2 separate regions of the Homo sapiens genome follow, and region 2 is linked to region 1. Evidence: read pairs that join two places in POLR2A ChIA-PET (ENCODE). Cell type or tissue: GM12878. All regions are shown on one strand. Links, peaks and the distances in the headings refer to the core of each region. The heading gives the core; the rest is flanking DNA.

What was found. Peaks named below come from ENCODE experiments on the same cell type or tissue, not always from the same donor. Only the 100,000 strongest peaks of a DNase experiment are listed, where the experiment ranks them.
Region 2: POLR2A ChIA-PET joins it to region 1 with 8 read pairs; 4 of 35 experiments call an interaction of 5 or more read pairs at or near these places.

Annotation. Positions count from the first base shown.
Region 1 is chr2:64,735,907-64,752,627 of GRCh38, forward strand. No RefSeq gene overlaps it. Among named protein-coding and RNA genes, the nearest start is that of SERTAD2, 90 kb to the left of the region's middle. RefSeq lists an enhancer at 2,452-2,511 and silencers at 9,795-9,874, 14,416-14,485, 14,817-15,816. In GM12878, for the core only: no CTCF peak of the experiment used is centred there; no DNase peak of the experiment used is centred there; H3K4me3 peaks cover 2,162 bases; H3K27ac peaks cover 2,464 bases.
Region 2 is chr2:64,922,692-64,939,412 of GRCh38, forward strand. LINC02245 (long intergenic non-protein coding RNA 2245) reads right to left here and starts at 9,756. Exons shown (of 3, transcript NR_036586.1): 1 at 9,654-9,756. RefSeq lists enhancers at 10,131-10,270, 10,311-10,380, 10,421-10,570, 15,450-16,005. In GM12878, for the core only: a CTCF peak has its summit at 12,133; a DNase peak (open chromatin) is centred at 10,020; H3K4me3 peaks cover 6,928 bases; H3K27ac peaks cover 6,974 bases.

The DNA of each region.
Region 1 (16,721 bases), core at 4,079-12,078:
CCCAGGCAAGTGTGCAGTGGCGTGATCTCGGCTCACCGCAACCTCCACCTCCCGGGTTCAAGTGATTCTTCTGCCTCAGCCTCCCGAGTAGCTGAGATTACAGGCACCCGCCACCATGCCTGGCTAATTTTTGTATTTTTAGTAAAGACGAGGTTTTAACCATCTTGGCCAGGCTGGAATTAGACACGATTTTTTTTCTAAAGGAAATTCTGTGAAACTGGAGCAGCTACACTACTGTGGTGAGTCTAGATTTTCCTAAAATATCAAAGACCTGGTCTATCCTGGACAAACAAGTTACTATATTTCAAACAGCATTTTATTTTGCTTACCTTTTCATGGGTCATCATGGTTTTCTTTTCATAAAGGGGGAAATCTATTTCAACTCTGTGTTTATGGACAGCAAAGCTGAAGAGATTTTTTTTTCACATTTGATAAATATGTACAACACACTGTTTTTTCAGTGTTATTTTTAAAATATGGGGTCTTGCTATGTTGCCCATGTTGATGTCACACTCCTGGGTTCAAGTGATCCTCCTGCCTTGGCCTCTAGAGTAGCTGGGACTACAGGTGCATGCTGCCATGCCTGGCCTTGTACACATTGTTAACAATTTCCCTTCCTCGGTTTTGGAAAAATATCAAGTGAAGTTGAAATTATGTAAGATGTTTCTAGGGATATATTACAGAAAAATTTTAAAAGAAATATATAAGAAAAAAATAAGATGGGCAAGATAGGTTAATGGAAGGTCTGACCAATTTGCAAAGCTCACATAAAATGCTATGCCCTAGATAGTGAGGTGAGAGGTCAGGTAGGAGACCAGCCAAGGGAGAGTCACTTACAAATGCTTACCAGCGGCCAGGCGCGGTGGCTCACGCCTGTAATCCCAGCACTTTGGGAGGCCAAAGCGGGCGGATCACAAGGTCAGGAGATTGAGACCATCCTGGCTAACACGGTGAAACCCCGTCTCTACTAAAAATACAAAAAATTAGCTGGGCTTGGTGGTGGGCGCCTGTAGTCCCACCTACTCGGGAGGCTGAGGCAGGAGAATGGCATGAACCTGGGAGGCAGAGCTTGCAGTGAGCCGAGATGGCGCCACTGCACTCCAGCCTGGGCGACGAGTGAGACTCCGTCTCAAAAAAAAAAAAAACAAAAAAAAACAAATGCTTACCAGTATGGAGGGTGGCAGCATCAGTGGAAGATAGGATTTTATATAAGATTGAAAGGAGAGAAGAAAGAACAGGAATTAACATTTATTAAATATCAGCTTTGTGTTTGTTGTTTTACTTATTTTATGTCAGTAATAAGCATAGAGGTAGATATTATTGTTCCCATTTTACAGCAAAGAAAATGAAGTCTTAGAGACATACCCAACATCCATTCCTCCCTTCCTCTCCCTAAGTGAACGCCATCCTGGCTTTAGGGGTAGGGTTACAGGTTAGTCCAAGCCATCCAGGGCAGAACGCTCTCTGAAGACAGTTACTGATCCAGAAGTGGGCAGAGATGCCCAATCAGACAGGAAAACTGACGGTCCATCCCTGTGGAGAGGTTTCTGACTTCTGAATATGGTGATATATGGCTATAAACCAGCTGGAGGAAGGAGGTGAAACAAAGTCAGAGCCAACAAGGAGCCTGGCAAGGCAGAAGGACACTCAGAACCTGAGCTCCAGAACTGACCAACCCTGAAGCCTGCCCTGCCTCTGAATTTTTTTGTGTGAAAGAATACATTTCCTGATGATTCCAGTGAGCTTGAGGGCAGTTTCTAAAAGCATCTTAACTGATAAAAGAACTTCACTTCTGCAAGGTCACCTCCAGTGAACAGGCAGAGCAACTATTTGAACCAACACTGTTCCTTCTGACTCAAGACTGAACTTCTTCCACTAAACCACATTGTGGCATGAACTTTGAGAAATGTTTCTTTCTTCTCATTGCTATGATCATGAGTTGGGAGAGCTAGAAAAGATTTTACCTCACTAAACATAGAAAATGTGTTTACCTCATAAAAATGTTTGAAGTAGTGGCCTCACTTGTAAACACAGAGAAGAAATGCATATCTTTACCAGAAAATTTCCAGAATTCCATATTCTGTGAAACTTCTCACTTTATATGCATTTAATTTTTAGTAGGATATAAATTCATATGTCTTTAATGAACTGAATTTTTGAAAAGCATTCCAAGTTATTACCAATTTTCCTAGGGATGATAATGGCATTGTGGTTATGTAGAAAATGTCCTTATTCTCAGAACATATATTCTGAAGTATTTAATGGTAAGGACTCATGATGTCTGAAACTTACTTTCACATGGTACAGGAAAAAAGTACTCATACAGAGAAAGAGGGACAGACTCATAAAGCCAATACAGCAAAAGGTTAATAACTACTGAATCTGGGTAGAGAGAATATGGGTGTTTGTTGACTTATTCTGTTAGGTTTTCTACATGTCTGAAAAGTTTTATGATAGAAAGCTTGGGTATGGGGGAATACGGTATGAGAGACAGCATCATAGAGCACAGTGTGGCTACACATTACAATAACCCAGGGCCTCACCTCTGGGTTGTGGCCTGGACATAGGTGATTCCAATGTGTCCTGCTAGTGTTGTAAAAAGAGCTAGAGCTTTCAAATCACTCATTAATGCCCTGGTAGCCCCAACCCCAGAAACACAATTCTGATCATTTTTATAGACTATTTTTTTAATTCATGAAAATTTGCCAATGTTCTAAATTTAACATAGGCATTAATTCCAACAATAAAGAAGCTTCAGCCCAGCACTGTGGCTCACACCTGTAATCCCAGCACTCCGGGAGGCTGAGGCAAGAGGATTGCTTGAGGCCAGGAGTTCAAGAAAAGCTTAAACAACCTGGTGAGACTCCATCTCTACAAGAAAAAGTTAAAAATTGGTCAGGCGTGGTGGTTCACGCCTGTAATCCTAGCACTTTGGGAGGCTGAGGCAGGTGGATCACCTGAAGGTCAAGAGTTCGAGATCATCTGGCCAACATGGTGAAACCCTATCTCTACTAAAAATACAAAAACATTAGCCGGGTGTGGTGGTGGGTGCCTGTAATCCCAGCTACTCAGGAGGCTGAGGCAGGAGAATCGCTTGAACCTGGGAGGTGGAGGTTGCAGTGAGCTGAGATTGTGCCATTGCACTCCAGCCTGGGCAACAAGAATGAAATTTCGTCTCAAAAAATAAAATAAAATAAAAATTATCCAAGAGTGATGGTGCACACCTTGTAGTCCCAGCTACTGGAGAGGCTGAGGTGGGAGGATTGCTTGAGCCTGGGAGGTTGAGTCTGCAGTAGGCAGTGACCACACCACTGCATTCCAGCCTGGGCAACAGAGCAAGACCTTACCTCAAAAAAAAAAAAAAATTCCTGATATTATACATACAGAAATTTGCCTGATATATATACTGGGCAACATAAGGAATGTTTGATTAACATTAAACCACCAATTAACAAACTTATATTAAGGTATCTGTACTGTGCTGAAGACCATACAGGCAAGAATAATTGAACAAACCTGGTTCTTCCCTAAACAAATCTATTCATAGAGTCTATGGCCCAACATGCCAAAATTTAATGTATAACATGCAGGGGAGAAAAAGGAATATTTAAAAAGCATTAAGCCATTTAACCTCTTCCAAAAAAAAAAGAAAGAAAGAAAAGAGGAGGAAAAAGACTCGCTAAAATCATGCTCTTTACTCCTTGCCAAAGATAAGTCACAATCTGTTAAACTATAAGAAAAGGATTCCTTGAAGAATACACAACTCCAATTCTCCAAATTCAAATTTGGGCAAATTACTTAAAGATACTCCAGTGAGTCTTACATATGGTAAAAAAGCTCTCTAAGGTCCTATATCTAAATTTCAACGGGCACAAAGCCCTCCTTAATTCTATTTATCTTTCTTACTTGAAATATGTGTTTCTGGGGTATGAGATATAGGTGAATAAAGGGTGGATGAAATAAAGAAATAAAACATAAATAACAAACTTTAAAAATATAATTCTTGGCCGGGCATGGTGGCTCACGCCTGTAATCCCAGCACTTTGGGAGGCTGAGGCCAGGAGTTCGAGACTAGCCTGGCCAACATGGTGAAACCCCGTGTCTACTAAAAATACAAAAAATTAGCCGGGAGTGGTGGTGGGTGTCTGTAAACCCAGCTACTCGGGAGGCTGAGGCAGAAGAACCGTTTGAACCCAGGAGGCGGAGGTTGCAGTGAGCCAAGATCGCGCCATTGTACTCCAGTCTGGGCAACAAGAGCGAAACTCCATTTCAAAAAAAGGAAAATACCTATTATAAGAAATGTGTGTGTGTATATATATAATATACAATTGTATATATAATATATAAAATATATATTATATATAATCGTATATTATATAATACATAAAATATATATTATATATAATCGTATATTATATAATATATAAAATATATATTATATATAATCGTATATTATATAATATATAATATAAAAATATATATATATATATATATATATATATATATATTTTTTTTTTTTTTTTTTTTTTTTTTTTTCCCTGAGACGGAGTTTCAGTCAGTGGCCCAGGCTAGAGCACAGTGGCACAGTCTCGGCTCACTGCAACCTCCGCCTCCTGGGTTCAAGCAATTCTCCTGCCTCAGCCTCCCAAGTAGCTGGGATTACAGGTGCCCGCCACCACATCTGGCTAATTTTTTGTATTTTTAGTAGAGACGGGGTTTCACCATGTTGGCCAGCCTGGTCTTGAACTCCTGACCTCAGGTGATCTGCCTGCCTCGACCTCCCAAAGATAATAAGTATTTTATCCTGAAAATATACCTTACAATCTGGTTGGCTTTTTTAAAAGTTTTATTGATATATAGTAAGTGCATATATTTAAAATGTACAATTTAATAAGCTGTGACATATGTATACACCCTCAAAACCATCACAACTTTCTAGATAATTAACAAAATTAACACCTTTGGTGGCTTTTTGAATCATATAGATTGATGGTTCTAGGAGAAATCGTTTTCAGGAAAAGAAACTTTTCATACAGATAATCTTTTTTTTTTTTTTAAAAGAAGTATCCACATAAGTATCCGAATACTGTTATTAACAGATAAACATTGAGACTTTGGGTTTTTTTTCCCCTAATTTATTTATTTATTTATTTTTTTGAGACGGCATTTCGCTCTGTCTCCCAGGCTGGAGTCTAGTGGCACGATCTTGGCTCACTGCAACCTCTGCCTCCTGGGTTCAAGCAATTCCCCTGCCTCAGCCTCCCAAGTAGCTGGTATTACAGGCACGCACCATCACGCTCAGCTAGTTTTTGTATTTTTAGTAGAGATGCGGTTTCACCATGTTGGCCGGACTGGTCTCGAACTCCTGACCTCAGGTGATCCGCAAGCCTTGGCCTCCCAAAGTGCTGGGATTACAGGCATGAGCCACCACGCCCAGCCTTTTTCCCCTAATTTAAATATAAGAGATAAGCATACGTTGTATTATCCTATCTTAGATTTAGCTCCAAATGAACAAACACCTGTACTATAAAAACAGAGATTCTTACTATTTTCAAATATCCAAGAAAATGAAAACAAAAGCCACAGTCACATAATATTTCATTTGAGAATTTAAACACACACACACACATCAGGAACTTCAGCTAATTCCAAAGCAAAACAATTTAGAGAGATTATATCTATAAATCATAGCAATATATGCAAACTTCCTAAATTTGTTATATTAGGTCTGGAGGACACCCATCTTGTAGGCAGGGCTGCTCTAGGGAAAACCGAGGAAGAAAGCGTCTTCAGTAACTGTCAAAAGCCTCCAACCCACGTTTTATTCCCCTTCCAGTGATTCTTCCATTTTTTTAGGAACTTCCCTTGTCCATGGGGCCCATATTGATGTATCAGGCTTCTCAAAGCTATGAAATAATTTTTTTAAACAGCTTCTCACTCTGTCACCCAGGCTTGAGTGCAGTGGCTCAATCATAGCTCACTGCAGCCTTGACCTCTTGGGCTCAAGCCATCCTTCTGCCTCAGCCCCTCAAGAAGCTAGCTGGGACCACAGGTGTGCACCACCACCTATAGCTAATCTTTTTTGTGCAGAGACAGGGGTCTCGCTATGTTGCCAGACTGGTCTCGTACTCCAGGCCTCAGGCAATCTTCTCAACTCAGCCTCCCAAAGCACTAGGATTACACGTGTGAGCTACTGTGCTCAGTCTTGAATAATTTTTATTCTCAAGAAACTAAAATATATCCATACTGTGTCCATATATTCTATTCTCAGGTGCACTTTTTGCTTCCCAAGGTGATAGCTAGTGAATAATAAATGGGTAAAATGTGTGCTCCATTCCCTTTTCCTCCCCTCTCTTGCTGAGCCACTGCAACAGCTAGCGCAGAGACTATTCTACCCTTAGGTGTCCAAGGACAAAAAGAAAGCCTGCTAACCATTTTTGCCCAGACTTAAAAGGAAAGATGGATTCCCAGGAAGGCCACTTAAAACTTCTTCTAGAAGGTAAGTTCACTTGATGCAAGACTAGGCTTACTGTAGTGGTCCACCCTAGACTTCCCATTAAGCTAAATTACATATTGCCTAATATAAATGATTTAATTTTCATATGGAGCTCTTTTGTCTCTAACTGGACTGTGAATACCATTATAGGCAGATGCCATGTCTTACTATTAGTCTCTGATAGCCTCAAGCACTTGGGACATGTATTAAATATTAATAAAAATGAAACAATTAATGAAAATCATTATATGTTATACTGTATTAATGCTACTTGTACTGCATAGATACTTAGGTATATCTACTTTAATATTTGAGGTGGAAATGAACCCTAAGCATTTTATTTATTTGTTTCTTTAGGAAATTACATAGTACAATCATAGAAACAAAAAATTAGTTCTTAATGTATACTAGACAAAGAAAACTTAAGATTTTCTTGCCAATTGTGCAATATAGCAGAGACGACTCCATTTCCATTGTGTAATTTTCAGTGTTACCCTTTTTCTCAGGCTCTATTACAAAGAAAACAAAGCAATAGGATAAAACAACTTAAAAGTATAAAGAAAACCTAGGAGAAATTTCAGACTCTGTCCACTGTAAGGTTTTCCAGGGTTCAGAAATGAGGATGATTCATGATTTCTGTTGGAAACTATTGACATTATTGTTTTTAATATTTCAACTCAAATTCAAATAAAAATTGTCCATTTAAATGAAATTTTGTTTTAAGATTTAGGATTCCTTTTATACCAAGTCAGCAGGCATAAAATCCATGTAAAGAATCCTTATTTTTTTCAGGTCATTATTGTACAATGTTTCATTATAACTACTCCAAATAGTAGATAACAAGCTGTAAATACCCCCAAAATAGTTTGGAATTTCCATAAAGGCAAGTATATTCATCCCTCTTCTTCCCCGCTATATCATACGTGTTTAATAAGAGTAGCTGACCCATAGTAAGTGCCCAATAAATATCTGTTGAATTAACTGAATGAGTAAATGAATAGAAGCCCAAAATGGGACGTATAGGTATAAAAAAGATCAAACTTCTTCCATGAGGCATAGATTTTATAAAGTACCATTTCTGGGAAATATCTTATTTAATCAACTCCAAAACTCAGTTTATCTAATTTTGCATTCAAATTGTTTAAAAAGTAAAAATAGACTTTGCTTTTTAAATCAAAAGGAGGACTTATTTTTGTTTAATTAAAGCTTTTCTACTACTGATGTCTAAATATGTCAGATATTTTGAGAAACTATTAAATATTTTCTCCAGATCAATGACGTTTGGTCCGTACAAAAACTCTTACTTACAGGATTTTTATGTAAATCTTTCTTGTTTAAAAATACATTTTTTATACTCTGATTTTCTGGATAAAAAGAACCCTTAAAATCAAAACTAAAGTTAACTCAAAGGGATACATTTCATTTGAGTTGAAGCCATAGAAGACAATGAAGCTGATGGTTACTTCACCAACGACCATTAATCATTCCACAACGGTGAACCTTGGAAAATGTCACAGTGGACATGGTCTGATGTTCTGCCTGGCTTTAAAGAGCCAACAGCAAAACAAAACAAAACAAAAGGAGCTGCTCATTCTGGCTAATGTGATGTTCTCAGGCAAGCCACCCTCCTCATGGTCAGGTGGCAATGATCATGGCAGAAACCAACTCCAAAGCTCACCAGGGAACCAGACATGGAATGAAAAAAAAAAAGCTTGGATGAAACATTTCAAGATAATGTGAAAAGAAAAAAATCTGTGGGCTCCTCCACATAAAATAGATTAATAGAAAATCAGTAAATAATAAATATGTTACAGTTTTCCCTTGTTACCACCTCACACAAGCTATAACTTGGTCTTAGGTTTAAATAAAAACTCCTACTCCATACCTTATATAGAGGCAAATGCAAAGGGAGCTAACAAAAAAAAAAACCTGCTATGATCAAGGAAAAAGAATTCCTATGATTCTTGGGAGGCAGACAGGATAGAGTAAAATGAAGATGCTGCATAAAAAGAAAAGACAAACGTGGAAATATTAAGAAAACTGAAATACAATGTAAGAATAAAAAGAAGGGTGTGAAAAACAGATGAAATTTAAATAAAAGGTAGACTAGTTTGATCATTTTATTTAATATGTTAAAGGTCAATATTCAATACCAAAGAGTTATACATACCAACACACGACACATTATAAACATCAATGTGAACTTTAAATTCAAAAAGAAAACTGATCATTCTAAGTTTCAGTGGGTTGGCTACTGAACAGTAAGGACAATATGTTTTTTAAAGTTGCTTTCTGCTTAGAAACCTCACATTTGAGGATCACTATTCACTCTTCTTAAAGTCAGTTAGAAGAAATATTTCTTTACATGCCTTATTTGTTTTAATAGTTGTTATTCTGAGTAAACTAGAATTTCATTTTCGCTTAAAAAAGTGAGTAACATCATGAGGTTGTGACAATTCTGCTAATAATCACAGAGACATAAAACTGAATTCAAAGGAATGTATATAATGCTAATTATATACATTGACTTTTAAATTTTAATAATTCCTAACTCATTGTTAGGGACACAGTTTCTTAAAACGCAGCCTTTCCACACAGGCCTTCCCTAGCTTTCCTAAATACAAAATTAGCTGAAATAAATTAAATCCTCCAAGCCACTATATTTTGAAATAATGCATATTTCACTGCATTCAAGGTAAAAAAAAAAAAAAGTTAGTATAAAGAAGGGTCCTTTCCAGGGATTCCATTCTTCTCAAAAAAATAAAAATATAAAATAAAACAAGATGGGTCCTACAGCCAAGTAATCCTTTCGAAATTTAAAAGTAAATAATATGATTAATTTTTCTATTTAAATACACTGCTAATGGAATCTAAGTCTGAACATGTTTTCCTGCAATGCAAATATAAGTTTTATAAACTTTAACTTAATAAAATGTATTAACTCTCAAGATACCTGAAGTTTGTTCTCAAAAATATCAACATCTGTTATAACCCAGGATGTACCAAAATCTCAGTGTTACAACATTTAAAACCCCATTCAGCTAAACCAAAGTTCATTGCTTCTTTAAAAGGTACCATATATATATTTTTGTGAACATACTAGTAAGAAGTCTCTTCACATATAAAATTAAAAGGAAAAATGCCCATTAGGTAAAAAATCTGAAAGGTCACAATTTTTAAATAATGATGAACAAATATTCATTTATAAATGCTAATGTTTACTTTGTATTTGCTTGCATTGTGTCCTTCTCAAATGCTTTTAAAAAGCACTTACAACTGACCCCTACAACTTCCTCTGTGAGTGAGCAGAGGGTAACTGCCTTCACTCATGGAGAGTGGTAAAGGTTAAGTGTAATGCTCAAGGTCACATGCCAATCAGTAGCATCACTCAGTATAGAACTTCATGGACCTTAATTCTGAGTTTATGCCATAAGATAATGCATACGTTATTTTCTTCTCCTTTTGATTACTGACAAAGTGTATAGATAGTTATCCATGTTCCTAATGTTAGAAGACAAGGATAGAAATCGCAAGCCTCAAAGGTTATTTCTACCCTTCCTTGCTCTTCTTTCCAAATAATTGTACACAACAAACATTGTTTAAAAAAAAAACCTGCGGAAATTGTATATGTCTGTAAAACACTAATAAATACCCAAATGTCCTCACAAAAAAAAAAGCTGAAAGAAAGAAAGAGGTGTGACCTATAGAATAAATGGCACGCTAAAATGTGTCAAGTGAAAAATAGACTTTCGATCTTGCAACCAAACACTTAAGCATAGGTTCTAAGTGCTTATAAATTATTATTTTTTAAAGTTTCACTGTAGATTAGCTGCTTTAAATGTATCAAAACAAAAAAGGGCAAGTTTTCTAAATTAATTATTTTAGCCAATGAAAATGTAATATATTCAACTGAACTGGGTAACTGATGATTTGGTTAAACGAAGATTTATATACACAAAATTGCCCACATTGTAATAGATATTTCATATATGTGTTTGAAAAGTTTTAACAATGTGATGGAACACTGTAACAATTCTGAGTAGATTAGTATTCAGATTTTATTACCAAGGATCTCTAATGAAAGATAATTCTGGCTTTTTATAACTTCAGAGGGCTCAGTAATTAGACTGGATTTTATTGACAAGTAAAATAGAATGATTCTATAAATGAGGCAGGCGGTAGGCCCCATGAACTTTGCTTATTTTGAAAAATATATTCCCCAATTGAGTAACCATATTAAGCGTATGGTAAAGTTTAGAGTGTGTTTTATTTACTAATTACATATGCTTCCTTTATGATTCCTGCCACACTATTTAGTGCAGCTATTTCAATAGCTAATTATTTATTAAGACTGCTCAAGAGAAAGTTTCACTCTTGAATGGAAAGAGAATAAGGATGTGGTCCCTAAGGAAATGATGCCATTTTAAATTTCACAGGATTAGGCTGATACATTATTATTATTAATCTGTAACAGATAATAACATCATATCATCATTTTTGGGACATTCCAAATCTAATTCATATAATTCATATTAATTATTAACAACATCCAACTTAATGACAGAAAGTGTGGGAGTCAGATTTTATGATTAAAAACTGGACATGTCAGGTATCAAAGAAGGATATGACAGGCATACTTTTCAGACTATTTTCTGTTTAACCTTGAAAATAAAAAATAGTTCCATAATGAAGAGTAAATTATACTGTAATTCCTCTCATTTATTCTCTATTTGCAAAAATTGAGAAAGTGAAAATTCAATTCAATAATACAAATAATAGTATTACTTATATTTGTATAAGTATCACTTATAATGTCACTCAACTACTATAAACATGAGAGTAGCATTATTTAATTAATTTCACATGCATTAATTAAGCTTCTTTAAATAAAAGGTACTGGGCACTGGAGATTAAATTATAAATGAAATACTATTCTTACCCTCAAAGAGCTTTGTTTAACAGGAGGGAAAACCACAGATAACAGCAAATGTGTGATATGTATTACACTTTAATAGAGGTATGTACATTCTATTATGCAAGTTTAAATGAAAGGGGATCAACTCAATTCATTCAATAGCTAAATTTCTTTTTTTTTTTTTTGAAACAGGGTCTTACCAAGCACAGTGGCTCATGCCTGTAATCCCAGCACTTTGGGAGGCCAAGAGGGGTGGATCACTTGAGGTCAGGAGTTCAAGACCAGCCTGGCCAACATGGTGAAACTGTGTCTCTACTAAAAATACAAAAATTAGCCGGGCGTGGTGCCGCACACCTGTAATCCCAGCTACTCAGGAGGCTGAGGCAGAAGAATTGCTTGAATCTGGAAGGCAGAGGTTGCAATGAGCCAAGTCTGCACCACTGCACTCCAGCCTGGGCGACAGAAAGAGACTCTGTCTCCAAAAAAAAAAAAAAAAGAAAAAAAGAAAAAGAAAAAGAAAAAAAAACAGGGTCTCTGTTGCCCAAGCTGGAGTGCATGCAGTGGCGTAATCACAGCTCACTGCAGCCTCCACCTCCAGGGCTCAGTAGCTGGGACTACAATCATGTGCCACCACATTCAGCTGATTTTTGTATTTTTTGTAGAGACGGGGTTTTGCTGTGTTGCCCAGGCTGGTCTCAAAGTCCTGGGCTCAAAGTCCACCTCAGCCTCCCTAAGTGCTGGGATTACAGGCATGAGCCACTGTGCCTGGTCCAGTAGCTCTATTTCTTAAAGAGTCATACAAACTCTAGATTAAAAGTATAAATCTCATAAAACATTAGGCATATTGATAAAAATTTTGATTATTTTATTGATAACAATAAATTTATCTTTACAAAAAATTGTCTAAAAAACATATTCATATTTCAAGATATGCAAAGCACATAAGAGTTAAACTTGCAAAGATGCACCAAAGACTACTCAAGATCTTTGCATATATTAACTCATTCTGTGCGATCACAATAACCCTATGAAGTAGGTGCTATTATTTCCATTTTACAGATGAGGAAACTGAGGCTAACTTGGCCAAGGTCACAAAGATAATGAGGAAAAGCTGGGGTTTAAACTTACGGAATCTGGTTCTGGAAGCCCCACTTTTTTTTTTTTTTTTTTTTAATTATTTTGTAGAGACCGGATCTCACCATCTTGACCAGGTTGGTCTCAAATTCCTGAGCTCAAGCCATCCTCCCACCTCAGCCTCCCAAAGTGCTAGGATTACAGGCATGAACCAGCGTGAGGTCCTACTCTTAACCACTACACTAGACACCTCTCTAAGACTGCTGGTGATGATGGGGTAGCTAACCTGGAGTGCTCTGTGACATGTACTCTCATGCAACCTTACAACAACCCCTTGAGAAGTCATTCTTTCCATCTACAGGACAAAACCCACAAAAGCCAGGTTAGAAACGTCCCCCAAGGTCACACAGCCAGTGAGGGATGGTGGTAAGATTCAAACTCTGGCAGCATGGCTCCCTTGTGCTATGAGGTCTTTCAATAATTCAGTCTTACACTCATAAAAAAGGTCACATGATAAAATTTACTAAACAATTCAAAAAGGTTTTGTGTAAGTCTTCCTGAAACACTCTGGAAGGTTTTGGGGCTTATGACAAGCATTTCTTTAAGACAGCATTTACATTTAAGTCACTTTTCATCTTTACTACTTTGGGCTGATCATAAACACATTTCTGCTCTTTAAAAAGAAATATTTCTGTAGCAACTTGGCAGATTTCGGTACAGGAACAGTCTATTCTTTAAAATTAAATTTAGTAACAACTTATTCTGGTTACTCTGAAAGAGAAGGAGAGAATGAACTATTAAGAGGCCTTTCCTGTACTTTAATGTTTCAAAACATGTTTGGTTTGGCCTCATTTGAATCTTGTGGACAACTAGCCCAGAACTTGACTCAAAAAGAGTAATACCATTTTAAAACAGCTGAATTCTAAAAAGCAACCTCAGAAGCCAACTCTGAGCAACTATTTCTCATAATTTTTACTTTTATTTCAAACAAAATATGAAAGATGCATATGGCAACATCCTCATAAAGCATATATAGACAGGTATTTGTACTTCTGAGCTATGGACAACCAAGAAACCAAATCAAAATTTTACAAAATTCTGTAGTATGACATTGCTGAACAAGCAATGAAGTACACAAAAGATGGATATCAAAAGAGAAATAATCCATATTTCTCTCATATCCTTAACATGCTCCATTGTGTCCAGTGACTGAGAAATTTAAAACTCTGTGTTGTAATGCCTCCCTGTAACAGAGGTGAGCTAAAGATGAAGTGTCAAGCTGGATTTCCATCTTACCTTGCTTTCCCCCAACAGGTTCAAAGACTTCATAACCTTTGATACGGACTTGATATTTTTTCAATAGGGAACCCATAAAACTATTTTCAAATAAAAACACTAAGCAATGCCACTAGACAATCTGTCTTTCTCTGCTTTATCGCTGCCCTATCGCCACGCATTAAAATTAAAAATACCTTTCTGCCTTGCCTTTATTGAATAAAAGTTTAACTTTGAATTAGAAGAAAACGTACCCATCGTCCCTTTTACACTTTTTGCAGGTGATAGAATCTATCAGATCACATTGGTGGCTATCACTGCTCTCTAAGCATCCTAAAGACAGAAAGCATGCCATTACCAAATGTTTTATAAGCGTTATAATGCCCCGATGGTGGAAGTCTGGCAATACCTAGATATACAGCAAGGCTGGTGAATAAGGAGCTGAGGGGCGGAGGAAGCGGGAGCGAGGGAGGGAGGAAAGGAGGGAGTCGCCACCTTAAATCCACGCCGGACCGGGAACCTGCAGCCCACAACCTGATCCCTGCCCTCCCCAACAGTGGACCGGCCACCACATTTTTTCAGATCCTCCTCACCCAACCCAGCACAGCACTCACCCTTCTGCGAAGAAGTCGGCACCCAGTCCAGCTCCGAGACGGGTCGGGGTGGCAGCGAGGGAGGGGGCGTCTGGGCTGTGGGCGGGGGGTGTCTGTGCGTCACTCGAGTACAGGACGGTGAGTTCGAGGGGTGGGAGCGCAGAGGAGCGGGGAAATCAAGTCACGGCCGAAAAGGGAGAAGGAGAAACGGAGGGGTGGGGTGATGGAGCGCCCCCTCCCTAAAATAAACCCACCGGCCCCTACGATCTCTGCCCCAGAGAGGGAAAATAAAATCAGGGGAAATAATAGACCAACCAATAAATCTCTAAAACGACGAGGAGCGAGGAACAGACTTTAATTTAAAGGGGGGAAAATTGAGCGAGGGCTGGAGGGGAGACAGAGGGAAGCGGCTCTGGGTCTATCCCATGCCTTTGCAGTCCCCAGGCAGAGGAGGAGGCTGGCTGAGGGGAAGTTGCAGCGGCTCCCGAGGAGGAGGAGGAGAAGGAGGAGGAGGATGTTACACCGTAACAAGTACAGACAGACAGCCATGGATCAGAGGGGCGCTGCAAGCAGGAGCAGGGGCGGCCGCGGCGGGGCGAGCGGCGGCGGGCGGCAGCACCGCCTGCTCGGCTCGCTCAAGACATTTAATTGGATTGATGGGTTGTGCAGTGACTCACAGACTTTACAGAGTCGTACAGCAATCCCCGCCCAGCTGGACAGGGGTGATGCGGCGGGGACGGGCGGGGTAAGGGGGCCGAGAAAGAGGTGAGCTAGGAGGCGGCGACGAGAGGGTGAGGAGCTGAGGGGGCGGAGCGGAGCGGAGCTACCCAATGGTGAGGCCCATCGTTCCGACGGGCGTGGGCCTCGACCTATGGCGGCGCGGCTCGTTAAGCGGCTGGCTGCACCCCTGGCCCAATGAGTCTTCTAAGGACACTGCCGCGAGCGGGGCGGGGGCAGTGGAGTGGGGGGTGGGGAGAGGTGGGTGGACGTTCAAGTGTGGGGTGGAGGGAAGGAGGAGGCGCCGGAGACCCGCGGAGTCACTCGGCCCTCCTCGCTCCAGAAGTGCGCCTTCTGCCAATCCGAGCGCCTCGCGGGAGTGATGGACGCGAGCGTGTGGCCAATGGGGAGGAGAGGGCTTCCGCAGCCGGCCAGAGGGGAAGGAGCGGGCGGGCCCGGCCTCCTCCTCTCCACCAGCTCCTCTCCGGGCCAGCCCTCCCCTCCCGCGCGGCTCGGGTCAGTCACGCAAATAACAGTGTGAGGGCCGGGGCTGCGCGGGGGGGCGGCGGCCCGCTGCTGGCTGCGTGACAGCGATGGGGACTGGCTGTGCTGCCTACTCTGATCCGGCAGGAGGAGGCGGCGGCGGAGGCTGGCTCCTAACTCTGCGTGCAGGCGGCGGCTGCTGCTCAGACTCTGCCTGGCGCTGCCGGGGAGCCCCTACGGCCAAACCCCACTCCCGGGGGACAGCCAGATTTGGAGTGAATCAGATCACGCAGTGCCCACTCTTGGAGACCGCTCCGGGGGAAGTCCGGCGGGGCTGTGTGCTGGGATCTGAGGAGGCTGGAAGCCGTAGGCGGGAGGCTTGGCCGTGACATTTGCCCCTTGCTTGCTTGCCTGTTTTCTGGGAAAGTCAGGGTAGGGTGTGGGCAGGTCGAAACAGCTCCTGAATACGTCCTGTTGCTTTACTGAGTTTCTGGAAAAGGCACTTCTTAACCTGGTATGAGCGAAGCTGTAAATGCATGTCGATACCTCAGCTTCCTCCAACCCTCCCTCCCGCACGGATCTTCCTCCCACTGGCTCACCTTGAACCCTGACGTCGGTGCTCCGCAGCACCCACTACTAGATCTTCTCCTCCCTGCTGATTCCCAGGAGTTATGGCTTTTCACAGTTTCTTGGCTACTGTCCAGCAATCATTTTACAGACCTTAACCCTTTACACACCCTTGTACTTGAAAGTACTGTAACTGTAACCACCAATAAACCTGAATGGAGATGTTCACTAAAGCAAATACACTGGCAAGAACCCACCTTCTTCCCCACAGGTGCATTTCTGCACGTAATTTGAGACTTAAAGACAATTGCTTCTGTGAAGAAACTAAGGAAAGGCAAATTAGACACTGTATCTCTACTCAAATTCACTTAGAATACCCGACATCCCCTTTCCACAAAGGAGTCATCTGGAGAGACCTAGGAATAATTTAGCTTTGGAGTCTTGAAGTGAGCGAAATCTTTACATACGTGTGTGTGTATGTATATATATGTATATATTTCAAATATATATATGAAATTGAAACCTACAGTGCTCTGGAATTCAGAAGAGAGATACTAAGTGAACACAAAGGTTTACTTTGGTCATATTGGGACCTTCCTTG
Region 2 (16,721 bases), core at 5,813-13,812, 190 kb after region 1:
CCATTGGCTTCCACTGGCTTGTTGTGGAGGTTCATGCTGTAGCCGTATGGGCGGTGCCTGGTAATTCGTAGCCAATCAGCAGCCCCTAGGAAGCTAATTTTACTGGTCTCCTATTATTATTACTTCCTATTGAGGTCATTGACCTCAGGTTTTGCCAACAGCCTTCCCCTCCCGCAAAGGCAACTGGCGCCCCCTCTCAACTCTTTCCAGGTCAGCAGCAGCAAATAGCTAAAATTTGCTGTGAAATCTTGGCTTGCAGGGCCCGTATTGATTTTGTTCTCGAAGCCTTTCAAGTAGCCGCTGCCCTGTGATCTCCCTGCAAAGCCCCTTACAAAACCCAGCAGCTTCCCCAGACAGCTACTGGAGACACATATGCTTCTAGAAAGAAACCCGGACCCCTGGGCCACTAGAACCAGTCCTGTCTTTATCTCAAAGCCCCAAGGTCTCAGAGCTCAGTGTGTTTATCAGGTCATTTAGCAGCTACCCAGGTAATGGTTGAGGAGCATGGGCAGGAGGCTCCTGCCTCATCACCTTCCTCTCAACAGATATTGATCTCGTTCCACTATGTGCAAGGGAACCACACACAATGCTCCCAGGACCTTTGACGTCCCAGTGCTGCTTGTTGGCTAGGGTAGTGGTAAACAAAGGAAAGGCAACCTTAGCTGAGTCCCTGCCTCCATTCTTGCCAAAATTTAAACCAGGTCAATTTTTCCGGCCTAGTGCACCCTTTAACTTTGTTGCTGAACTGTTTGCTAGTCCTGGTGGCTCAGCAAGGACTAGGGAAGGCAGGTGGCCTGGCTGAGACCCTGCAGCTCAGTTCCTGCCACGGACTCAGCACTAGCCAGGTGTGTGGCCTTCAGACAACTCACTCACCTCTCAGTGCTGTTTTCACACATCATTTTCTAAGTTTTGTGGAAGTAAGACCACAGGCCAAAATGCCACACTAGACTAACAGAGAAACCTCTTCCAGAAGTTTCTGCAGCAGCCCACACACTAGTGATGATGGTGAGTGGATGCTCCCTTGTAAACCAGATGCTTGTGAGGCAAGAGCTGCCTATGTCTAGAAGGGTGTTTTGTTTTTTGTATTTTTGTTTTTTTGAGACAGGGTCTCCCTCTGTTGCCCAGGCTGGAGTGCAGTGGTGCAATCTCAGCTCACTGCAACCTCTGCCTCCCAGGTTCAAACAATTCTCCTGCCTCAGCCTCCCGAGTAGCTGGGATGACAGGCACGTGCCACCACGCCCGGCCAATTTTTGTATTTTTAGTAGAGATGGAGTTTCACCATATTGGTCAGGCTGGTCTCGAACTCCCGACCTCAGGTGATCTCCCTGCCTTGGCCTCCCAAAGTGCTGGGATTACAGGTGTGAGCCACTGTGCCTGGCCTCTAGAAGGGTTGTAACACAGATAGTTGGAACAAAAAGGTATTTCCATCCTCCAAGGACCTGTCTAGACATGAAGGCTGACTGTGAGAGGAGAGATTTAGAGGAGATGGGTCACCATGGGGGTCAGACCCACAGATGGGGATGGGGAAGAAGAGGTGATAATCCTTAGCAACCTACGTACAACCACAGAAGCTGGTGCTGGCTAAGTCAGGCAGAAAAGAAACTTAGTGAGAGGATACTGGGTGGCCACACAATGGTGGGAAGACAGAACTGTGTCTGCAAAATGGGGAAGAAGGAGGGATGTCATGGGACTGGAGCCCACGTCACACCCCTGGAGGTAGCTTGTTCTGGTATCACTGGGTCTGGTTGTGGTGACTGCCCCTGTGGCCACTGTTAAAGTAGATCCCCACCAACCTGAAGTCTGAGGTGAGTGCCTCCAACCAGCCAAGCCCTAACCACAAGGGAAGCTTCGAGAGAGTGTGCCTTACCTTAGCAGGGGTCTTTGCCTAACACAAAGCTGACTTTGCCTCTCACCATGTTGAATGGGGTGGTCCCAAACTCAGGAAGTGGGGTCAAGGCTGGGTGGCCAAAAATTCAACAAATGTCCCAGAGTGGAAGGCCAGCTGATCAGTCTCTGAAACTGTGCTTACTGATGAGAGGTGGAAGCTATTCATGGGGCAACTGGGGGCTCCAACCGACAGTAACAGGTCTCCAGGAGGCAGCAACAGGGGCTCTCAGAGGAAGCCTCATCTCGTGACTCTCCATTGGGGACAGTGTTGGCAATGTCTGGGCAAGGTCTAGCTCCGTCACCTATGATGGGGTGCAGTGGCACAATCTTGGCTCACAGCCTCTGCCTCCAGGGCTCAAGCCATCCTCCTACCTCAGCCTCCCAAGTAGCTTGGACCACAGGTATACACCACCATGCCCAGCTAATTTTTTTTTTTCTTAATAGAGACAGGGTTTTGCCATGCTGCCCAGGCTGGTCTCAAACTTATGAGCTCAAGTGATCCACCACCTTGGACTCCCAAAGTGCTGGGATCACAGGTGTGAGCCACTGTGCCCAGCTGATTAAATCTTAAAGCTCCAAAATAATCTTCTTTGACTCCATGTCTCACATCCAGGCTGGGTTCTCACATCTTGGGTGAGGGGTGCTACTGGCATCCAGTGGGTAGAGGCCAAGGGTGCTGGTAAACATTCTGTGATGCCCAGGACAGCCACATGCCCCCAGTGAAGAATTATCCCACTAAAATGTCAACAGTGCTGAGGCTGAGAATCCCTGATTTATTCAGAGGTCCTCACAGGTCAGCTCATCAGGCATGTCTGCAGAGAGGACAACAGCCTGGACATGTGGCCTGAATTTTGGGGGAGACCCATTCTTGTAGCAAGGACAGGGGAAATGAACTGTGTTTGGAAAAGGCAAGGCAGGAACCCCATCCTAAGTGCCCCGAGCTTCTGGGCAAGTTATGATGACTGAGCCTCAGGAACAAGGACTGCATAGGTATTTGCTTACAACCTGAACGAGCATTCAAGATGCTGGAACAGGCAGATACTAGGGATGCAGCATGAAAGCCTGAGAGTCTGCAGTTGGCTGGGACCAGAGATGGAATGCTGAGGTGGTATGGTTTGGCTCTGTGTCCCCACCCAAATCTCATCTCAAATTGCAATCCCCACATGTTGCGGGTGGGGCCTGGTGGGAGTCCACCCCCATGATTCAATCACCAGTCTCAGGTAGTTCTTCATAGCAGTGTGAGAATGAACTAATACAGGAAATTGGTACTGGGAGTCAGGCACTGCTATAGAAATACCTAAAAATGACAAAGTGACTTTGGAATTGGGTAACATGCAAAGGTTGGAAGAGTTTGGAGGGTTCAGAAGAAGACAGGAAGATGTGGAAAGTTAGAAACTTCCTAGAGACTTGTTGAGTGGTTTTGACCAAAATGCTGATAGTGATATGGACAACGAAGTCCAGGCTGAGGTGCTCTCAGATGGAGATGAGAAATTTACTGGGAACTGGAGTAAAGGTCACTCTTACTATGCTTTAGCAAAGAGACTGGTGGCATTTTGCCCCTGCCCTAGAGATCTGTGGGACTTTCCATTTGGAAGTGATGACATATGATATCTGGTAGAAGAAATTTCTAAGCAGCAAAGCATTCAAGATGTGACCTGGCTGTTTCTAAAAGTGTATGCTGATATGCATAGAGAAAGAGATGGTTTGAAATTGGAACTTACATTTAAAAGTGAAGCAGAGCATAAAAGTTTGGAAAATTTGCAGCCTGACCATGCAGTAGAAAAGAAAAACCCATTTTCTGGGGAGAAATTCAAGCCAGCTACAGAAATTTGCATAAGTAAAGAGGAGCCAAATGTTAATTGCCAAGACAATGGGGAAAATATCTCCAGGGCATGTCAGAGACCTTCACAGCAGCCCCTTGTATCACAAGCCCAGAGGCCTAGGAGGGCAAAATGGTTTTATGGGCCAGGCCCAGGGCCCAGCTGCTCTGTGCAGCCTTGGGACATGGCACATGGGAGCCCACCTCTTACATCAGCATGGCCTGGATGTGAGACATGGAGTCAAAGAAGATTATTTTGGAGCTTTAAGATTTAATCAGCTGGGCACGGTGGCTCACACCTGTGATCCCAGCACTTTGGGAGCCCAAGGTGGTGGATCACTTGAGCTCACAAGTTTGAGACCAGCCTGGGCAGCATGGCAAAACCCTGTCTCTTTAAAAAAAAAAAAATTAGCTGGGCATGGTGGTGTGTACCTGTGGTCCAAGCTACTTGGGAGGCTGAGGTAGGAGGATGGCTTGAGCCCTGGAGGCAGAGGCTGTGAGCCAAGATTGTGCCACTGCACCCCATCATAGGTGACGGAGCCAGACTTTGCCTCGGAAAAAAAAAAAAAAGATTTAATGACTGTACTGATGGGTTTCAAAATTGCATGGGGCCTGTAGCCCCTTTGTTTTGGCCAACTTCTCCCATTTGGAATGGGTGCATTTACCCAATGCCTGTACCCCCATTTTATCTTGGAAGTAACTAACTTGTTTTTGATTTTACGGTCTCATAGACGGATAGGACTGGCCTTGTCTCTGATGAGACTTTGGACTTGGACTTTTGAGTTGATGCTGGAATGAGTGAAGACTTTGGAAGACTCTTAGGAAGGCCTGATTGGTTTTGAAATGTGAGAAGGATATGAGATTTGGGAGGGGCCAGGGGCAGAATGATGTGGTTTAACTCTGTGTCCCCACCCAAATTTCATGTTGAATTGTAATCCCCGGTGTTGGGGGAAAGACCTGGTGGGAGGTGATTGTATCATAGGGGCAGTTTCCCCCTTGCTGTTCTTGTGATAATATGTGAGTTCTCACAAGATCTGATGGTTTAAAAGTGCGTGGCACTACCCGCTTCGTGCTCTCTCTCTCTCCTGCTCTGCCATGGTAAGATGTACCTGCTTCCCTTTCACCTTCTGCCATGATTGTAAGTAGTTTCTTGAGGCCTCCCAGCCATGCTTCCTGTCAAATCTGTGGAACTTGAGTTGATTAAACCTCTTTTCTTCATAAATTACCCAGCCTCAGGTAGTTATTTATGGCAGTGTGAGAAAGGACTAATACATGTGGCTTCAGCTCTGGGGAGGAGAGGCAAAAGGGGTGAGGAGCCAGGAACTGCTGGCTTCCAGTCAGACCTTAAGGCCAACCACAGTTTAGTCCTTGGGTCCAGCCTCCTCAGTTGGGTTGTCATTGTCATCTCCTTAGACACATGATGGTGGGTGGGGTAAAGGGGACAGATAAATCAAGATCTCAAGGGAGGCAGAAATTTGTACAACTGGGAAGCAAGACAAATGTCTACTTGTTTTCATAATGCAATGGGCCGAAATTAAAGCTTTGCATAATATTCTTGGTTGGTGGTTTTTTTGTGTTTTTTTATTTTTTTAATTTTCATAGAGATGAGGTCTCACTATGTTGCCCAGGCTGGTCTCGAATTCTGGGCTCAAGCAATCCTCCTGCTTTGACCTCCCAAAATTGTGGAATTATAGGCATGAGCTACCCCAACCAGCCCAGGATATTGTTTAGAAAGTATCAAGAAACCTGGTATAAACAATATATCAAAGTTCTGTCTGATTTTCCATAGACACACAGATGGTGCTAATTTTCCATGTTGGTAAAATGCTTTGGCTTTTGCAAAACCCTTTCAGGGCTCTTAGCATCTCAGCAACCCTGTGAGGTAGCCATTAACAATCCCATTTGACAGGCAAGGAAACTGAGGCTTGAAAAGGCCGGGCAGCTCACCCACAGCCACAGGGCTAGCTAGAGCCTCAACTCTTCCTTGCCTTTCTTCTTCTGTAGGAAACATTTATGTCAGTTCCAAGGGGCATTTGAAAACTCCACGAACTCAGAGGTTGATCCACCAACCTCAGCCTCCCAAAGTGCTGAGATTACAGGCGTGAGCCACCACATCTGGCCTCTGTATACATTCCTTCCCCCCATTACCCCCCAGAAACAGGGTCTTGCTCTGTTGCCCAGGCTCTGGATACAGTGGCACAATTATAGCTCACGGCAGCCTCACACTCCTGAGCCACCACACCTGGCTATTTCTTATATTTAGTTATTTGTTATAGTTATTCCACTTGCCTGATCACCCTACTCCTTTTGGGTTTTAGGTTTTTAATTCTTTAGGGAAATCTGGTACTATTTCCTAGTAAAATGCTCCATATATCTTAGGGGATTCTGGCCCAAGATTAGGAAAGAAAATTGGTAGATAGGGGATGGCTGCTGGAGAAAAGTCTTACTGACAGCAGCAAGAAATGACAGTTATTAGTCTGACAGTGAGAGAGTCACTGTGACCTGGGCACTTTTCCTTTTTTGCTGCTTTACATTGTGGTGAGCCTGCTCTCTTCTTCTTGGCTGCCTTCTCCCACTTGGGTTTGGCACAATTTCCCCTTTGGGAAAAACAACGTCCTAGCAGCCATCTACTTATAATTTCTCTCACATGGCCAGGCACTCATTGGAGGCTGCTGTTCTTTGGGAAATGCCCTCTTCAGCAGCCTTGATGAATGTGGGGAGAAAGCCTCAGGAATTGGCTTCCCTTTAAGGAATATGGACTGTCCTTCTCTTTTACTAAATTGGTGCTAATTGCCATTGTGAACATTTGCTTGTTTCATTTTATTATCTTTTTGAGATATATTTCTTTTTAGTCCTAGGCTTATATTTAAACTAATGTGTAATTATTGTTTGGAATTCTTAATAATCCACTCAACCCTGCTCAAGAGGCAAATATTTTAGCACTGGAAAATATTTATATGTGTCTTCATGGTTTCTTATTCTGGATGCAACTATAAAATAATAAACTACAACAAATATCTTCCAAACAGTAATTATACATTTATTCATATCAGATCCCTTTAAGCTATTTCACTAGTTTGGTGGTGTCTAAGCAATATGGTGACATGCATTTCCTATCCAAGTCAACTGGGTTCCCTTTTTGCAGCTGACATCTCTAAGAGCTGAGACTCTTAATCTGCAAAAGTCATTTTGTAATAGCTTTCTTGAAGTACAACTGGCATACAACAAACTACATATATTTGAAGTATGCAATTCAACATGTTTTGACATATTTATACACCAGTGAAACCATCACCACAATCAAGATAACGTATCTATCACCCCAGAAAATTTTCTCAAGCCCATTTGTAATTTCTCACTCCTGCCCTTTTTCACCTTCCCCTCCTCATTTCCCAGGCAATAACTGAACTGCCTACTGTCACCATAAATGAGTTTCCATTTTCTAGAATTTTATATAAATGAAATTAAGCCATATGTCCTATTTTTACTGGCTTCATTCACTCAATGTAATTTTGTGATTCATCCATGTTGTGTTGTATCAATACTTCATTCCTTTTTGTTATTGAGGACTATGTCCACTGTATGAATACAATGCAATTTGTTTACCCATCCATGTCCCTGTTAAGGGACAGTTGGCTTGTTTCCAGTTTTGGGGCCATTATAGATAATGCTGCTGTGAGCATTTGTGTACAAATCTTTGTGTGGACCTACGCTTTCTCGTCTTTTGGGTAAATACCTAGGAGTGGAATAGTTGGATCTTACGGTAGATGTTTATCTAGCATATTAAGAAAGTGCCAAAAAATGAAAAAGAAACAGTAAACTGTTCTTTCAAATGTTTTCCATTCCCACTAGCAGGGTATGAGAGTTCTAGTTTCTTCACATTCTTGCCAAAATTTGGGATGATCAGTCTTTTAAACTTTAGACATTGTAACATATGCATAGTGGTATATTGTGGTTTTAATTTGCATTTCCCTTATGACTAATGATCATAAGGGATCATTAGTCAATGATGCCTTCATCATTGACTGATGACCAAAGCATCATCTTTGGTGAAATGTGGAATTAAATCTTTGCAAAAGTAAAATTTTGCACAGTTTAGTGTCCTGTGTCATTTATTTGCCAAACATCACAATGCTATGACCTGCTACTTCCTGACACACTGACTTAACCCCTCTAAGTGTGCATTCAAAATCCTAGCATCAGTAAAAGCCAGCATTTATGAGGTGCTTATTACATGCCATTGCCTGTGCTTAGCATTTTATGCGTACTAACTCAGTTATTCCTTACAACATCTCACTTTTTGGGTGAGAAAACAGTGACCCAGAGAGATGAAGCAACTTGCCCCAAATCACACAGCTAGTTCAGTGGTAGAGCAGGGGCTCAAAGTTGTGTGGGAAGTGGGAGAGAAGAATATAAAGAAGCATTGGTCTGCAGTTGAGAATTCATCTGCGGTTTTTCCACATCCTTTGTGCAGAAGGTGAATAGATCGTGGAATTGATCTGGAGTCCAGAATTTTGCCAAGTGCAGAGGACCACAGGGTATGATATCGACCAAGTTATTTGAAGTGACTGATTAGGTGATCTTGACTAGCTAGAGAAGGAAGACAGAAGAAAGAAAGAGCAACAATGGAGGAGTCAGAGGGCTCCAGGAGGTTGGAGGGCCATGACAGGCAAGAGAGTGCTGCAAACATGGATGATTTTGGCTAAAGTGAGATGTAGGAACTTGGGAATTCATAGGCGACAGGGCTCCTAGTACTGATGGGGTTCAGGCACAAGGAGGTTGGATACTGGCAATCAGGAAATGAAGGGCAATGTCACTAAATGGCTTGAGTCCCAAAGAGATAGTCATTTATTTTAATTTTTTTCTAGAGAAAAACAGTTTAGATGCATTCAGACTATTTTCTGTTTTTTCATTCACATGTTATTTTTTATGGAATGAAATCTATCAATATCTTCCTTTATGGTTTGGGTGATGTTTCAGGGTGTTCAATCATCCCCATTTGCATGGAACTGTTCAGTTTTAGCACTGAAAGTCCCACATCCTGGGAAATTCCTCAGTCCCGGGCAAATCAGAACAGTTGGTCACCTTAGAAGCCATGGACTCTCATACTTCAAAAATTACCAATAGTCTCGCAACCAGTTCTCTCCTTTCATTCTCATCCCTCCTCTCTTGCTGAATTATTATCCAAAATACAAAAGAACAAACTCACAGACTGGTAGGAACCTACATCTTTAATCCTAACCCCCGTTACCTGCTTTGGATATCCAACACTCTAACCAAATAGGCTTAATTAAATATGATTCCCCAAACACCCCCACCCCAGGTGTCTCAGTCACTCTGTGCTGTTATAAATGACTATATACTGGGTGGCTTAGACAACAGAGATTTATTTCTCACTGTTCTAGAGGCCGGGAAGTCAGATCAGGGCGCCAGCATGGTCGGCTCTGGTAAGGGACCTCTTCCTCGTTTGCAGATGACCATTCTCTCGTTGTGTCCTCACATGGCAGAGAGGATAGAAAGCAAGCTCTCTCCTGTCTTTTCATGAAGACACTAATCCCATTCATGAGGGATTCACCCTCATGGCCTAATTACTTTCCAGAGGCCACACCACCTAATGCCATCACAATGGGGACTGGGCTTCAACAAGTCGATTAGGGGGAAGGGGGGAGCCACAAGCATCCAGTCCATAGTACCAGGCTCTCATATCTCAGGCCTCTGTTCCTGGTCTTCTCCTTCCCTGAATTTTCTCTCCCTTTGCAGCCTGCCTGCCTCCCATTCTTCCTTTCAGACCTTCCTTTGAAGCAACCTTGTCTAGGAAGGCTTTGCAACCTGAACTCTTCCTCCTTAGATATTTATAGCTCTTTGAGCTCCTCTATTAATTATAACAAGGTAGTAAGTGACAGAACATCTGACACCAGATGGCTCAAACAAACGAAAAGCACCCTACCTTTGGAAGGTAGATCCACATTCAGGCATAGTCGGATTACAGGATCAGAGCATAGCCATCCAGATTCTGTATCTCTTCCTCCATCTCTCAACTCTAGGTTACCTCTCTCCTCGGGCAGCCCCTCCCCTCACAGCTGTAAGAGCATCGGCAGCTTCTTGGGCTGCATTTTTTCAGGGTATGGGAAAAGAGGAGGAGTTACTATATCAACATCCCCAGAGGCTGAAAATGCCCCTGACTGGACCACTTTATTCCATCGCTGTGGTCAGGAGGTTGTGCAGGGCCATGAGGCTGCACAGGTGGTTGTTATGCATTGCATGACACCAAGAGGTGCCATTCACATAGTCTGCAACACAGCTACCGGACCGAGCACACCCTTTCACCTCTCTGGGTCTCAGTTTCATGAGTCAGATAAGAGTGACAAATCTGAGGTCTCCTTTAGTCCTACAGATCTACCATTCCACCATTCTGTGACCTCCTCTGTTGAAATAGTATTTTAGTGGTTTGGCTATCTTTCCATGAAGAGTTCTTAAACTCTCTTTTTATCTATGTTCATCCCCCTCCAGAATAACAAGTGGGTGGTAAGCTTTTTTAAAAAGAGGAAGCAGAGAAGCCCAAAGAAATTAAGATGTAAAAATAGTACATTGTGAAAATTCTCAGTTCCGTGTTACCACTGGTCATATCTATTTGGCTGGACAAGTTATAATGTAGTCGCCATTTGCTGAGTGTTTGTTACATGCTTGCTTCTAAATGTTCCTTGTGTGTTACATCTTCTAGTTTCTTCTGGTGACCCCCATGGACTAGATGGTACTGTACCTGTTGTTCCCATTTTATAGACAAAGAAAGTAAGCCCTGGAAAGTTGCTCGGGGTGCATGTTCACCGAATGGTGGCATCTGGATTTGAACATATGTTTGCTGGGCTTCACATTTCTCTCTGACCCAACACACTGTGTCACTCCTTCGTCAGAGTCTCTGCTGGAGTTCATCGAGTCTCAACTGGGGGCTCTAGCCCAAGGGAGTGATGTACTTGCTGGTTCACAGGAACATGAGTGTTTTTAAAAGGAAGATTCAATTTTAATATAATTAATAATTATAAATAATAACAATTTTATATTTGGAAATTTTTATTTTCTGACAAAAGTATAGAAAGTAAAATTCAATAAAATACTCTTGGCTGGTTGCAGTGGCTCATGCCTATAATCCCAGCCCTTTGGGAGGCCAAGATGGGTGGATCACGAGGTCAAGAGAGTGAGATCATCCTGGCCAACATGGTGAAACCCTGACTCTACTAAAAATACAAAAATTAGCTGGGTGTGGTGGCACACGCCTATAGTCCCAGCTACTCGAGAGGCTGAGGCAGGGGAATCGCTTGAACCTGAGAGGCAGAGATTGCAGTGAGCCGAGATCGCACCACTGCACTCCAGCCTGGTGACAGAGCAAGACTCCATCTCAAAAAAAAAAAAAATACTCATGGCAAGTGGGGACACACAGACAAGAGAGATGCTTCTTCATGTATCAGAACCTTGGGTCAGGGATGACCTTTGAGACTTGTATGTCGATCTGAAGAAGAAATTGTTTTTAAAAAGCTGAAAAGCACAGATCGATACAATAATGGGCAGGTCTTATTTTAGTTAGTATCTGTTTCAATTCAGTCTCTACTTTGCTGCCCAGGGCTGTGTGTATGCCACTAACCTTTCCCAGGGAGTGCTGGTCAACCAGGAGAGCAGGCTGGATGTTGTAGGGGAGCCCTGCCTCTCCAGGCAGCAGCAGGTAGGTCAAGACTCAGACAGCCTCTCTTCCAAGCCTGGCTTCCTGGATCTTTGTCCAACCCTAACGTGTGATGGGAGGTACACAATGCAAAAATAACCAAAGAGACCTAACTGGGTTGCTGCTGAAAACAAGGGCTTTTTCATATGAAGATGTCACATTAAGGAAAGAATACCATGCAAGCTGATAGACGACTGTTCCGCAGGAAGGTGGAACCAAGGTGGTCCCTGCTTGTCCATGCATGGGGCACCATCTCTTGGTGTTTCTAGAGTAATGAATAAATGTTCTTGTATTCCAGTGAGTTTCCTAGTGGATAGTTCACTGACCTGTTTATTTGCAGGCCTAGATTCTTCTGTGTAAAAATGGAGACTTCATTTTGCCCTTGGCTTGAACTGGTGCTCAATACCCACAAGTCCTACATGATTCTGTCTACAAACTCGGTGGCGGTTGTTGGTGTAGTCCACCAAGTGTTTTTAGTACTCCACCTGGAACATGGAAAGATTATACTTCCTCCCCCCTTGAAGTTGGGTGTGGCCACATCATTTGCATTGGTGAGCGAAGGTGAATGGAACTGAGGTGTGTCACTGCCAGACAGGAGCTAGTGCAAGATTCATTCATCTTGCTCATTCTGGCAAAGCAACCAGCAACAATGGAGGCAGGGAAGCTCCATCAGCTTGAGTGACTCTGAGTGATATCTTGACATCACTCTGAGTGACTCTGACAAGCACAGCCTCCTTGTGGACTCCTAACGGACATGCAGCATGAGAAATAAATCTTTGTTCCTTTAAGCCACTATAATATTGGGATTATCTGTTACTGATACATAATCTAGTCAATGCTAACTGACACAAACTCCTGCTCCCTCCAAGAATGGTACCACCCCATACCTCAGTAATTAATAATCCACTGTTTTCCTCTAATTCATCACTATTTCATGCATTTTAGGTTTGTGCCTACAACTGAACTGTTTGAAACCAAGCCTCACATGTTATGCTTCCATATCCTTCACAATAGTAGAGTGTAATGGCTAAGTGCACTGGGTTTAGAGTCTAGCAGAACTGGGTCCAAACCCAGACCTATTCAGTGTGACCTTGGCCAAGTGATTTAACCTAGAGGAGCCTCGGTTTCCTTATTCCTAAAATGGGGATAACAAGGCAGCCATCCTAGGATTGCCAGGAGCTTGGGATTTATTAGATCCCTGGGACTTAGCAAGAAGCCTGACGCAAAGTACGAGCCTAATGGTTTAACTTCAACAGTGCTGAACACACATGAGGTGCTGACTTGCTGTGTGATTGGTGCCTCCTTTTGATGAGCAGAGTCTTCCAACTTTGGGCCCACAACCATAGCAACTTATAAGTCCCCCCTTAGAACTAATAAGCCCTCAGATATTTGGAGACAGCTCTCATGAGTACCATTCAGACATATTCTTGTAAAATAACATCATCAATCAAAACCACAATGAGATACCACTTCATATCTACTAGGATGGCCACAATGAAAAAGACAGACAATAACAGGTGTTGGCGAGGATATGGAGAAAGTTGAACCCTCATACGCTGCTGGGAGAATGTAAAATCATGAAGAAGTTTTGACAAACAGTCTGGCAGTTCCTTCAGCAGTTAAGCTTAGAGTTATCATATGATATAGTTTGGATGTTTGTTCCTTGCAAATCTCATGTTGAAATTTGATCCTGGTGTTGGAGGTGGGGCCTGGTGGGAGGCGTTTGGGTCATGGGGGCGGATCCCTCATGAATTGCTTGGTACCCTCCCCATGGTAATGGGCAAGTTCTCACTCTATTAGTTAAGGCAAGATCTGTTTGCTAAAAAACAGCCTGGCACCTCCTCGTCTCTCCTGCTCACTGTCTCACCATGTGACATACCTGCTCCCCCTCCACCTTCTGCCATGAGTAAAAGCTTCCTGAGGCCTCACCAGAAGCTGAGCAGATGCCAGTGCTATGCTTGTATAGACTGCAGAACTGTGGGCCAAATAAACCTCTTTTCTTTATAAATTACCCAGCCTCAGGTATTTCTTTATAGCAATGCAAAACAGATTAACATACCATATAGTATAGCCCAGCACTTCCACTCCTAAGTATGTACCCAAGAGAAATGAAAACGTTTCCACACAAAAACTCACATATGAAAGTTCATGGAAGAATTATCCGTAATAGCCAAACAGAAAAAAAAACAACTCAAATGTCCATCAACTGATGAATGGTTAAACAAAATGTGATACATCCATGCAATGGAATATTATTTGGCCATAAAAAGAATAACACAAGCTAGAATACGGATGAATCTTGAAAACATTATGCTAAGTGAAAGAAGCCGGAAACAAATGTTCCCATGTTGCATGACTCCATTTATATGAAACGTCCAGAATAGGCAGGTCCACAGAGACAGAAGGTTGTTTGCTGGGGGCTAGTGCTGTGGGATCAGGAATTAGGGAGTAATGGCTAAAGGGTGTGGGGTTTCTTTATGGGGTAATGAAAATGTTCTGGAATTCATGGTGATAGTTACAGAACTCCATGGATATACTTTTAAAAACCCCTCTGATTCGTACATTTTTAAAAGATGGTTTTATGGTATGTGAATTATATCTCAATTAAAAAATATATATCCTCTTCCACAAAAGCACAGGTGGGTACCTGTCCGCATGGAAAACTTTTCTTAGGGCAGGACATTAAGACATTCATGCAGCATGTGTCTTTAGAAACTTACAACAAAAGGTGGCAATGAGTTCTGCCCTCACCTGTGAAAGGTAAACATCCTTTCTCCAGAAGAGCCTGCTAGCCAGGAAGGGCAGCTTGGAGCCTCTCACAAAAAGTCTGCAAGGAGCAGCCCAGTCCTGACTTCTCTGGGCACCTGGGAGTTGGATTCAGCATTCTGTGCAAACACACACACTTGGCCAGAAAGTCCTGAAGCCAGTTTCTTGTATGGACAACAGAGGAAGGTGCGAGGAGTGCTGGAAGTGAGGGGCCTGAAGGAGGACACAGCCAAATAAGATGAGACTTAGCTACACTGAGGTTGTCCCTGTAAGTCAATGGTGACCACTCTAAGGATAAGCCAGTAAGTCAGTGGCCAGCTTTCCCACTCTGCATATTTCTCTTACATTCCAGGTGACATCACCTGGGGTAGCAGACAACACCAGTTGCCAGTAGTTCTCAAAGAATGGTCCCTGGTCACTGGCATCACTGGGAAACCGGTGAGGGAGGAAACTGAGAGGAGGAGCAAAATCTCAGTTTGAACAAGCCCTCCAGGCAACTCCAGTGCACGCAAAGTTTGAAAACCACTGGCCTGAGGTGGGCAGATCACTTGAGGTCAGGAGTTTGAGACCAGCCTGGCCAAAATGGTGAAACCCCATCTCTACTAAAAATACCAAATAGCTGAGCATGATGGCCGTAATCCCAGCTACTCATGGGCTGAGGCAGGAGAATCGCTTGAACACAGGAGGCGGAGGTTGCAGTGAGCTGAGATCATGCCACTGCACCCCAGCCCAGGTGACAGAGCTAGGCTCCATGGCAAATAAAGAAAAAAAGAAAAACCACTGGCTTACACTCTGGCCGTGGTCACCTCTCTTCCTCATTATCAGAACCCTGGCTTTGCTTGGGAAAGTGGGAATCAGGACCACATGCTCAGGACAGAAGAGAGACAGACAGGGACTCAGGGCCACTGAGAGCACAGAGCTGCTGCACCTGCCCTGACCCACACACCTCTAGTCTAGGCTTGTGCGGTTGGGAAACTTAAACCCCTAATTTGCTGAAGCTGCTATTTTCAGATTCCTGCTATTTACAACTGAATCCATTCTCTACCAGTGAACCTGGGGACAGGAAGTTCTGAAAACACCAGGTTTGTCCTGGTTGGAGAAGTGTGGGATTTTTCTCTTGCAGGAACCAAGCACATGGGCTGTCGTACACGCGAGGGGCCAGGGTTCAGAGCTAGATTTCTGGTTTCAGTTTCTCTGCAGGGCTGGGGCAGGCCAGCTGGGCCAGGCCATGGGTGAAGTGGGCGGGCTCTGACCAGAGTGCCAGGGGTGCCATCCCGGGTGCCCACGCCCTGCCCCCCTGCTTCAGCCTTAGCTGCTTTCTCCCAGGACCTGGCAGTTGACAACTCTCCCATGACAAAAAGTCTGCGCCTGGGTGGCTCCAGGGTCAGTTCAGTGACTCAATAACATGAAGCACGCTGGCTTTTTATTTTTATTTTTGTATTTTTTTGAGACGGAGTTTCGCTCTTGTTGCCCAGGCTGTAGTGCAATGGCGCAATCTTGGCTCATGCAAACTCCACCTCCTGGATTCAAGCAATTCTCCTGCCTCAGCCTCTCGAGTAGCTAGGATTACAGGCATGCACCACTATGCCCAGCTAATTTTGTATTTTTAGTAGAGACAAGGTTTCACCATGTTGGTCAGGCTGGTCTTGGACTCCTGACCTCAGGTGATGTGCTTGCCTTGGCCTCCGAAAGTGCTGGGATTACCGGCGTGAGCCACCACACCCAGCCCCTAGCTTTTTATTTTAATTCATTAATTAATTCAATAAAGATTTGTTGAATACCTATTAGATGCCAGGTGCTGCTCTAGGTGTTGGGGAATGGACCAGGGTGCTGCTCTCTGGAAGTTCACATTTGTGCATGTGTGAGAGTGATTGCGGGTCAGCATGTGAGTGAGAGAGTGTGTGTGCATGTATCAGGGAGCGTGAGTGCATATGAGTGTGAGAGTTTGTGTGTGAGTGCATGTGCGTATGAGGAAGTGTAAGAGTTTGTGTGTGAGAATAAACAAGTCCTTAAAGTGTAAAGTGCTAATATGCACTCTGAAAAACAATAAGGCAGGAAAAGGGAATAGAACGATTAAGAAAGGGGTGCATTAGAAAGAGAGTGGTCAGAGGATGCCTCTCCAAGGTGGTGACATTTACACAGGGAGCTGAAGCAAGTGGGTGAACAGGCCAGGTGTGGGCTGAGATCACTCCAGGCTGAGAGCATCCCAGGTGAAGCAGAACAGCTAGCGCAGAGGCCATGAGGCTGGAGCGTGCTGGAAACATTCAAGGATCAACAAGGAAGCCAGAGGTTGGCTTGGAGGGAGGGAGGGGGAGAGTAAAAGGATGAGATCAAAGAGGCAGTGGGGAGTCAGATCACATGGGGCTTTATGGATGTGGAATTTTATTCGTGGAGAGGGAGGGAGTCATCAGTGGGTTTTGAGGAGAGGAGCAATGAGTTCTGACTTCCAAACAGAGTCATCCTCACTACTGTGCACAGAACAGCCTGAGGGACGCCCACCATCCTCTGCTCCGCCATCCTCAGTGTTTTCACTTTACC